Linked DNA regions of Homo sapiens: all the other regions are linked to region 3. Evidence: chromatin contacts called from ENCODE Hi-C or POLR2A ChIA-PET data. All regions are on one chromosome and are shown on one strand. The core of a region is the stretch at or near the end of the contact, and the rest is flanking DNA. Distances in the headings are between cores, read along the strand shown.

Evidence for each region. A loop is a pair of places that touch in the nucleus more often than their neighbours do. ChIA-PET counts read pairs that join two places held with the same protein, here RNA polymerase II (POLR2A). Pooled maps may share reads with other maps.
Region 1: a loop to region 3 is called in a pooled map, with 3 times the contacts of the local background. The contact joins two enhancer-like sites. A Hi-C loop is called at or near these places in 7 of 50 pooled maps. POLR2A ChIA-PET finds 5 or more read pairs at or near these places in 4 of 52 experiments (GM12878, activated CD4-positive, alpha-beta T cell, activated CD4-positive, alpha-beta memory T cell and 1 more).
Region 2: a pooled map shows a loop between it and region 3 (2.5-fold over the local background). The contact joins two enhancer-like sites. A Hi-C loop is called at or near these places in 1 of 168 maps with a recorded cell type or tissue (naive thymus-derived CD4-positive, alpha-beta T cell) and 14 of 50 pooled maps. POLR2A ChIA-PET finds 5 or more read pairs at or near these places in 4 of 52 experiments (HEK293, activated CD4-positive, alpha-beta T cell, activated T-cell and 1 more).

Annotation. Positions count from the first base shown.
Region 1 is chr6:112,014,920-112,018,064 of GRCh38, forward strand. No RefSeq gene overlaps it. Among named protein-coding and RNA genes, the nearest start is that of CCN6, 38 kb to the right of the region's middle. Within about 2 kb of position 1,577, at least 5 of the 41 ENCODE cell types and tissues checked have a DNase peak (open chromatin) inside an H3K27ac peak, as active enhancers do.
Region 2 is chr6:112,033,707-112,036,692 of GRCh38, forward strand. No RefSeq gene overlaps it. Among named protein-coding and RNA genes, the nearest start is that of CCN6, 19 kb to the right of the region's middle. Within about 2 kb of position 1,530, at least 3 of the 41 ENCODE cell types and tissues checked have a DNase peak (open chromatin) inside an H3K27ac peak, as active enhancers do.
Region 3 is chr6:111,822,565-111,825,745 of GRCh38, forward strand. All of the region lies in intron 2 of FYN (FYN proto-oncogene, Src family tyrosine kinase), which reads right to left. Among named protein-coding and RNA genes, the nearest start is that of FYN, 49 kb to the right of the region's middle. Within about 2 kb of position 1,592, at least 6 of the 41 ENCODE cell types and tissues checked have a DNase peak (open chromatin) inside an H3K27ac peak, as active enhancers do.

The DNA.
Region 1 (3,145 bases), core at 327-2,826, 190 kb after region 3:
CTTTTAGTACTTTCTGTGGCTTAGGCACCATTCTGGGTGCTGGGCACAACAGTGAAAAATAGACAAAAATCCTGCTTCATGGAGCTTGCATTCTAGTAGAGTAAGACGGACAACTAAAAAGAAATAAACAAGCAAAACATATGATAGGTATAAACTAATAATTTATCCCTTACTTGGAAATAAACCTAAGTGATGACTGCTTTCTTTAATCTGATGATAGAACATTTTATAAACAGCTCCTGACTATCCTCTGATTCTCAAGGGGATATAACTTTGTTTAACTAACAAGGGACCAGATGTTTAACCACCTATAAATTTGGAGGTTAAACTGCAAAAAACTGATATGAGGTAATAATGTCTTGCTTTTGTTGTGTGTGCATGGGGGTTGGGGGTGGTCCTGGTAAATAAGATAATTTGAAGTTACAGTTGTATTGTCCTGTAGAACATTAATTACTCTTGTATCTAATTTAGCAATCTTATGTCAATATCCTTTACCCAGATTGACTACATAAGTCGTTTATTTGGATGCTCTTTGAATCAGCTCTTGTCTTTCTTCTGGTTTCCTTATTAATAAGTTGACTAAAACGTTGAACATTGGTATGTGCTCAGAATAAACTTTAAGAACTTTGCTTTTGCATATGTTTGATGGTGATAAAGCTATAAAGAGAAATGAAGCTGGGAATGGAAACAGGAATGCTGAGTATTTGAATTAAAATTTTTATTTTATTTTTTTTTATAAATAGTCTTGCTATGTTGCCCAGGTTGAACTCAAACTCCCGGGCTTAAGTGATCTTCCCACCTAAACCTCCCTAGTTGTCCAGCTTTTCCTTTCTTTTTAAAGATCAAATTACTTTTTCCTTCCTAACACTCTGAATGTAGGTGTACTTGCGGGGAGTTTGTAATTGTAAATACTGTGGTCAGAGAAGGCTTCGCTGATGGCAGGCTTCTGATCAAAGCCCCACAGGAGATGAGGGATGTAGCCTGCAGGTATCCAGGGGAAGAATGTTCTAAGAAAGGGAAAGGCAAGTGAAAGGTCCTGAAGTGATTCACCCTGGCATTTTTGAAGTACCCTGAGAAGTTCAAGGAGGTGTAGGAAGGGCTGGAAGGCTGGCAGAGCGACAGGGGAAGAGTAGGAGTCGATGAGGCCGGAGAGGTGATGGGGGAATGGGCCATGGAGTACAGAGCAGAGGGCCTTGTGGGCTGTGGTAAGACTATGGTTTTTTCTGGGGAAGATGGAGAAGTTTCTAGCTGAGGACTGGCAGGGTCTGACTTGTGTTTTTAAAGGCTCACTCTCTTGTCGATGGAAGAGACTGTAGGAGGGCCCGGGTGGAAGCAAGGAGACCAGTCAAGAGACACAGCAGCCCTCGCAGGGGCTGATGCCGTCCCAGGACCAAAGCATGAGAATGAGTTAGAGTCTATATATATTTGAAGGTGAAGCTAAAAGGATTAGATGGATTGGCTGTGGGGCAAGGAGTCCAAGATAGCCTGAATGGGGGCAATGTCTGTGACAGATCTGGGGGAACAGCTCATCTGCGGAGCTGTTCTGAACCATCCACAAGGACAGGAGCCATCATGCTCGCTCTTCCCACGCATCAGAATTTCCCAAGCCCTGGCCTCCACCCTAGGGGACTTTCCCTAAACACTGACACAGGGGATATCAAACTTTTCATAGTTCCGTTTAGTCATTCACAGTCAGCTTTCCTGCTTGGGGCCGTTCATAAGAACCTTTCTCATTCGCCTATTTCCAGCATTGTATGTTCCCACAATGCTCATGGTTTTGATTTGATGCACATTTTTGTTTTAATTTGCATGTTTAAATTGCATTTTCCATATTGTATTAAACATCCTTTGGGGTGTCTTGCCAGGCCATGATCCTCTCCCTCTGAGAATTGTTTCTCCTAATCTTAGGCAAGGGCCTTGTCTGCCCTATAATTTTTTCATTGGCATCCTGTGTAATCCTTAACAAATAAATAACTACTCCCTAATTTATCAATTAATAAACCTGAATTTTCTTATGTGGGTTTTGCCTGTCAGTAGGATAAATCTTCTTACTAATACATAAGAAGACTGCTTTCCTATTAGTAATTATATGTACATATGTGCCTATATATGTTCATGTATATTACACATACTTAGGCACATTTGCTTCTTTAAGCTGTCAAAGTTTAAGATAAAGGTGCCATGAGTAATCCTTAGTTAGGTCCCAAGACCATCTCAGTTTTACCAACTTAAGACCCCTTGGGAGCTTTATTATCACAGAGTGAGGCTGGAATCACACCAGAGAGATGAGGCCCAGATGCCTAGCAGTCACCTCCCCCGGGCTCTGTGAGCCCCCAGCTCCCCATCTCCTTTCCTCATACATTCATACTCAGGTCTGCTTCTACCACACAGTGATGTCACCCAAGCTATGTGAGTGGGAGCCAGCAGTCCACCTTACTGAGTGCATGACTGAAAGTGACAGAATGACTTATGCACAAAACGGAATTTATTGGCTCATGTCACCGAAATGTCCAGGGCAGTCTAGCTTCAGGAAAGGCTGAGTCCAGGTGCTCACACTACATGATCAGGCACCTGTAGTGCTCCATTTCTCAGCTCACTTTTCCTCTGTGCTTTCAGGCAGGCTTTCCTGACGCTCATGAGCTCTCCAGGCTCACTCTCATTGGCTCACAACCTTGGCGAAAAGAGAGCAAAGTCTAGCAACTGAGTCTCACTGGAATGATTTGGTTCATATTCCCATTGCTGATCCCATCATGGTGGAAGGTAAGACACAGCACTATTGGCTTTATGGAGTGAGACTGGAAAAGGAATAGCTCTCCTGTAGAAAATTACCAGAAGGAAGGAGATGTATGCTAGGCTGACCACCATCAGGTGCCCTGTCCTAGACCTAAGCTATGATTGTCCTCCCAAGCTCTATCCTTCGTGGATTAGCATCTCCCATTGAGGCCCGAGTTCTGAGTGCAATGCCCACTGAATTCCCAACTCAAGACAGAAAGTGTCTTTTTGAAAGTGAAACAATGAGGGTGTTTCTTGAGGAGCTTTAAAGAATACTTTCTCCTCCACTCTCTGCTTGAATTTAATCTTTTATATTTCCATCAGAAATAATTTCTAGTGTTCTTTCATCTGCAAATAAGTGCTGGTGTTGTCT
Region 2 (2,986 bases), core at 280-2,779, 210 kb after region 3:
GCTTCCTCTGTATATCTCTTCCATTGTATATCCCTTCCCCTGTATATCTGCAGCTTGACAAGCTTCAGTTTGAGGGCTGGCTTTAAGTCTGTTTTCATTTCCAGTGGGTACGCTTCGAGTTGGCACACAAATTCAATGTGTGAATGGTGTGGGAGTTAAGAAAGTTGCATTGCTATTTCTCTTTTCAAAATTAACAGTGGAATCCTTATGTGAGCCGTGTAGGCTCCGGAATGTGCCACACACTGTTCTCTAACTGCATAATTAGGGAGTTCTCCATAATAAAGTAGTCCTCATTCTTGCCAAAATTGGTGCCCCTCCTCCACACCCTCCTCTGAGAGGCAGGAGACTGACAGCTGCTCTGCAGGCTTCCCCAGCTCCTGTAATTTCACTGTCAATGTAGCCTCCACATCCTGGCTATAGGGTTTCTCAGGTGAGGCTTACTGATTGAGTCTGCCTGCTCTGAAGTCCCTGTCCCCTTTAGTTTCCTGGCTTTTCTGAATTCACCATGAATACCTCCCTGATCTACATTCTGTGCACATACACTCCTTGGCAAGTTCAGTTCCCAGTGGCTTTCTGCTACCCTTTATAGAGAAGACCTTTCTACACAAATGTGGTCCTTCAACCAGCAGAAGTGGCATCATGGGAGCATATTAGAAATGCAGATTCCAAGGGCCACCCCAGCCCTACTTGATCAGAACCTGCAGTCTAACGAGCTCCCCCAGATGATTTGTGTGCACACTGCAGTCTGAGGCGTGCTGGGTGTATACTTGGGAGCAGATCAGAAGGCAGCCTAGGTTTCTATCTTCAGTCTTGGTCAACCAATCAACTAATCATCTAATTAAGGACTACCTTCCTATAAGGATCATCTTTGGTATGCTAACTGTGGAAATCAGAGTAATAAAAAGGTACCAGCCCTGGGGGCTCCCAAGTAAAAACTTTTCTCATGGCGATTGCAAGATTAAGGACAGTAACATGGCCCAGGAAAGTAGGAACATGGGAGACATCTGATAATTCTGTGGCCCCTGCGAATGCAGAGGCTGTAATGCAGTTTAGGCTCCTGCAGTGACCTATCGGGCTTGTCTTACAAGCACTTACTGTGGTCAGTGCTGACAGCAGAGAAAAAGACATCTGATTTTGGTTTTTGATAAAAAGCCATGGCTGGGGCAGGTGGGTGTGCAGGCAGGCCCTGTGTCCTGTTGTGGCCTTCGCATGGGTAATTTAAAATCTCTTCAAGAAATTCATCAACTAGAAATTTCTAACTATAAAATTATGAAGAAATCATTCCTCAAGGATATACTGACCACATATTTAAAGTGTTTCTTTTAGGCTGGGTGCAGTGGCTCATGTCTGTAATCCCAGCACTTTGGGAGGCCGAGGTGAGTAGATCACCTGAGGCCAGGAGTTCGAGATCAGCCTGGCCAACTTGGTGAAACCCTGACTCTACTAAAAATACAAAAATTAGCCAGGTGTGGTGGCAGGTGCCTGTAGTCCCAGCTACTCTGGAGGCTGAGGCATGAGAATCGTTTGAGTCCAGGGGGCGGAGGTTGCAGTGAGCCAAGATCGCACAGCTGCACTCCAGTCTGGATGACAGAGCATGACTCTGCCTCAAAAATAAAAATAAAATAATAATAATAAAAACAAATTGAAAAATAAAGTATTCCTTTTAGGTTCTTAAAGTCCTGTTTGGCGCTTCACTTTCCTATGCTTCTATCATCCAACATGCTTTCAAGGTTATTAATTCTTTAGAAATGTGTTTCCATTAACTTCTTTCATTTCCTTTCCTGTGCCATCCCTAAAGTCCAAGCTATTATAACTTCTAATTATATCAGTTATGAGATGACTACTTGTTTCCACAGTATTTCCCCAAACACATCTTAAGACTGTCTTTAGCTGCACAGAGTTTCCTAAGATGATGTTTATCAGGCTACTTTCCTGTTTCATAACCACAGTGATGTTCCATCTAAATGACTCTCCTTTATCTTCAGTGCTTCGGTGACCTGGCCTCATGTCACCCGGACAAACTTGGCATGTACATCCAAAATATTAATCAAGATTTCTTTCCTAATATCATCTCTTGGCAAATAGAAAGTCACTTTAGATATGTCTTTACAAAGCTGGGTGCCTTTTGAAAAGCACTGGTAATGTGTGTATTTTCTCTACTACTTTATTTGGAAAAAAAGTTCACTGCTTGGGGATCACATTTTAGACTGAAATCAGTGCTAGCTTGGGATGCTTATTGAGGTTACCTGTTCGAACAAAAAAAATGTAGGAAAAGACATCAAATACTAGTAATTACTTCTGGGAGTGTGATCTTACTTCTAAGATTTTAAAAGTGATTATTTTTGAAAGATTACTTAAAAAATACAGTAAGAAGGTACTTTGTGGAGATCATGAGTATGCAACTACAGGAAAAAGGTTATAAAAGCTAATCTAATGGGGTGGAACTGGTAAATCGTGGCTTGGATAAAATATTTAATAACAGCTTCATCCATGGATTGAAGTAATGCCATATATCCAATATCTTAGATGACTGTAGAGATGAGGTACTCTGTAAAATTGTGATAGATGACTCAAAATATGGCCTTAAGGGATCATGGTGATTCACGAGAAGAGTTTCAAAAACTGATGTATAAAATGTGATGGAGAAAAGTATTGTTTGTATGTTGTATAAGATATGACTGTAAACAAGCATGTGCATTCAAGGAAAGCCTTGCTGCCCACACATTGACACCATCAGGGCCTTCCTCAGCAGGGTTAGCTACTAGGCCTCCCTAGGCCGAGGTCTCACTATTGGGCCAGTCCACATCAGGTGACCAAGCAAGGTAAAGACATAAGGCCCTGGCCACTTTGGCTTCACTGAGGGTAACTCTGGTAGGCAACATTTGCTCCAGAGCTCTTTGCAGGGTTAGTGGCGTCTTTGTCAGGCTTGTTTCACAGTTTAATATCTTCCTCTGCTAAATCCTGCTTCTTTTCTCTTTCTTTGACA
Region 3 (3,181 bases), core at 342-2,841:
CACATGTATACATATGTAACAAACCTGCACGTTGTGCACATGTACCCTAGAACTTAAAGTATTATATATATATATAAAATTTAAAAAATAAAGACAGAGACAATAATCTAAAAAATAAATAATAAATTTAAAAAATAAAAAAAGAAAGAAATAAACAGTAGAGGTAGAGGCTGCAAAGCAGACTGAGAGAGATGAGTGAGAAGTAGAAGGAAATGCAAGAGAGAGTAGAGTCAGAGAGGCGAGGGGAGGACAATGTTGAGAGGGAATGCATGTCAACCACACCATCATTGACTGTCAAAGAGGCAGAGGAGCATGAGGACCCAAGAAAGGGCTTGTCACACAAGAGAAAGCTCTAATTTCCACATGGCTGCTACAGTGGAACAGCAGCAGTGGAAATACAACTGCAGCAGGGTAAAAACGGGGTGTAAGGGGATGAGCAGTAGGTGCACATCACATGCCACAGGGCGGCTAACACACAAGTGAGGTGAGCTGGGAGCAAGTGAGATTATGTCCCTCTGTGTCTTTCACGTTACCAGATGGGTACAGAAAAATTCTTGTCAATTTTACAAAAATCTACAGTGCATTTGCAGTGACTAACAGTGATTATGAATGGCAACCAACACTTGTGGCCATAGGCTACAGGTGTGGGGACCCACAGGGAACCGAACGGAGGACCCAGAAACCACCTACAGAGGTGGTCACTACACAGCTCCAGCCCCAGCCGTGGCTGCTGAGAGGCCATGTTGGCCTTGTGCTGCTAGATCATCCTATTTTTAAAGAAAAGCCATAAATCTGCATTTAAAAAAATGTGAAATATCCTGACTTCTAAACACCGGCTCAAATTTTTAGAAAACACTGGACTAGACAAAATATGGGGGCCACCTCAAGCGTTACGGCTTTCTGTAAGCTTGGCATTGAGGAGAAAATGTCAGGCAAAAAATTTTATACTTTTTTCCCCCTTTTATAAAGAATGGAAGCTTTTCACATGTTGCTGAGGGCCAAGATCTAAGGGATAAAAATCATCCCCTCTTACTTTTAAAATATCCAATATTTGAACTAAAAAGGACTCTCTCTGCTTTCCTTTAAGATTCTACACACTCGCAGGCTCTGCTAATAAACATTTAATCCAAGCTCTTGTATCATGCTAACATAACAGATCTCAGCTAACTATTACAAGTGTTAAAATATGTGTCTGGGTGGGAAGCCCAAATTAACTGGTCATTTTGAAAAGGAAGCCATGAGGAAGGACAAAACATTCTCACAGAATATATATAAACACTCACATTGACTTTCAGTTTATCAAATTTCCTGAGGAAAGAAGTTCCCATTTGTAGCTGACGTATATTGTAACAACACACCCAACCATTTCATTAGAATGCTATTTTTAATCAGTTCGGCATACATTATGCCTCAGGAACTGAAAGCAAGGAGTACATAAAGTCATCAGCTGTGGATATAGAATACTCAGAAGTCAAATAACATTTCAAACTGGGCAAATAGCTTAAAAAGCATAGCAACTCTACAAAGGAAAAGTTTCAACTGCTCTTCTGTGAGCACATGGTCTTTAAAAAATCCCCACTGCAAACTTTGGAAAGTTGAAAAACATCTTTTGCAAGATGTGAAGAATGCATTTGGTAATGACTCACTTGTGATAACATCACTGGGTGGGCCACTGCCACAGAATCTATCCTAAGCTCATTTCACTCTGCTCTGGTCTCTTCATAGTCTATTAAGGGGCAACGTGGATGATGGTAAATATTAGTGCCTCTACTTTGAAATGATTTTCCTCCCAAGGTAACTAATACATTCTCAGGCATGTGGAAAAAGAACTCATGCAAAAGCTCCCTGTATACTAGACTTAACTTTCTCCTGAAATTTAGGAGAAAGCCTTGACACCATCATGGATGAGAGAAATCTACACTGCATCTTGTTAACATCAGATGATGTTGTTGCCCATGACTCTGTACCTTTGTCTATCTATAGTACATTTTTCTCTCTTGCATTCTTCGTTTTCAGGTCACATATAGTTCTCCTCTAACTTATCTTTCTGTGCTCACTCTGTCTCATCTATTTTGCTTTACTCTCCCCCAGTCATTACTCTGAATTTCACTTTTTATTTGCTTAGGTTTGGGTTTAGCTATTTTTCTTCTCAGGTCTCTTATGCCTTCTTTCATTTTCAGACCCTGTCCCCTCCACTACTCACTATTCAAATGAACACTAGCTTTCAGCCAAAGTGTTACCAGGTAGCCACAAAATGAGGTCTTGCACACTTTTACTCCTAAGGTTATCTGAATCAAGTTCACAAATTCATAAACTGAACCAATGCATTTGTCAAAAAGAATCTTTATTTTATTCTGGTGATTAAGGAATTGTTTAAAGTTTTCATTACTTCTGAAAACTCCTCTGAGCTCCCATCTCTGAGCATTGCAGGCATTGCCTCAGATGGTCAGGCCTAACATGAGCACTCCACTGGTTGTAAAACCTGCTAGAAGACTGACAGAGTCAGAAAGCCATTGCCTCTGATGCGTAGGAATGGTGGTCCACAGGCCTTGCTGGGATCTTTTTGGACTGCGGGCAGGGAGGCCTGGACAGCTCTCCATGGTCCCGAACAAGACAAACATTCCAGTGCACAAGCCCTTTGTGGGAGGCACCCTCTTTTCCATGTAGCTACTGTACTTTCAAGATCTTAGCTGAAAACCAATTTAATTGCCTTAATATAAACACCAGACAGCGAGTTTTATTAATTTGGCAACTGAAATAACATAGAGCTTCTGGGATTTATACTCTATAGAGGGTAGCAACATAGGAGACAGAGCACAGTTTTGATAACTATACAGACCTGGGCTCAAATCCTAGCATTTTCTCTATCACAGGATACCAGGCAAGTTACTAAGCTTCTCTGACTGTGGTTTTCTCATCAGTAAAATGAAGATCTCAATACCTACCACACAGGATTTCTGTGAGCATTAAATTATATAAGGTAAGATAGAAGAATGCCTAGTGCAGTGCAGACACACATGGTCGTGTGAGGGAATGGAAGTTAGTAACACATATTCCCAGGCTTACTCTTCCCAGCTGCTCATGTGCACTCTGGCTTTGCCTTCCTGGTTCTTCCCTTTGCCCTGACCTGTTTGGGGGAGTTCTGTGATGCAGAATCAGGAGGAAAGGTGGGAGAGCAGGT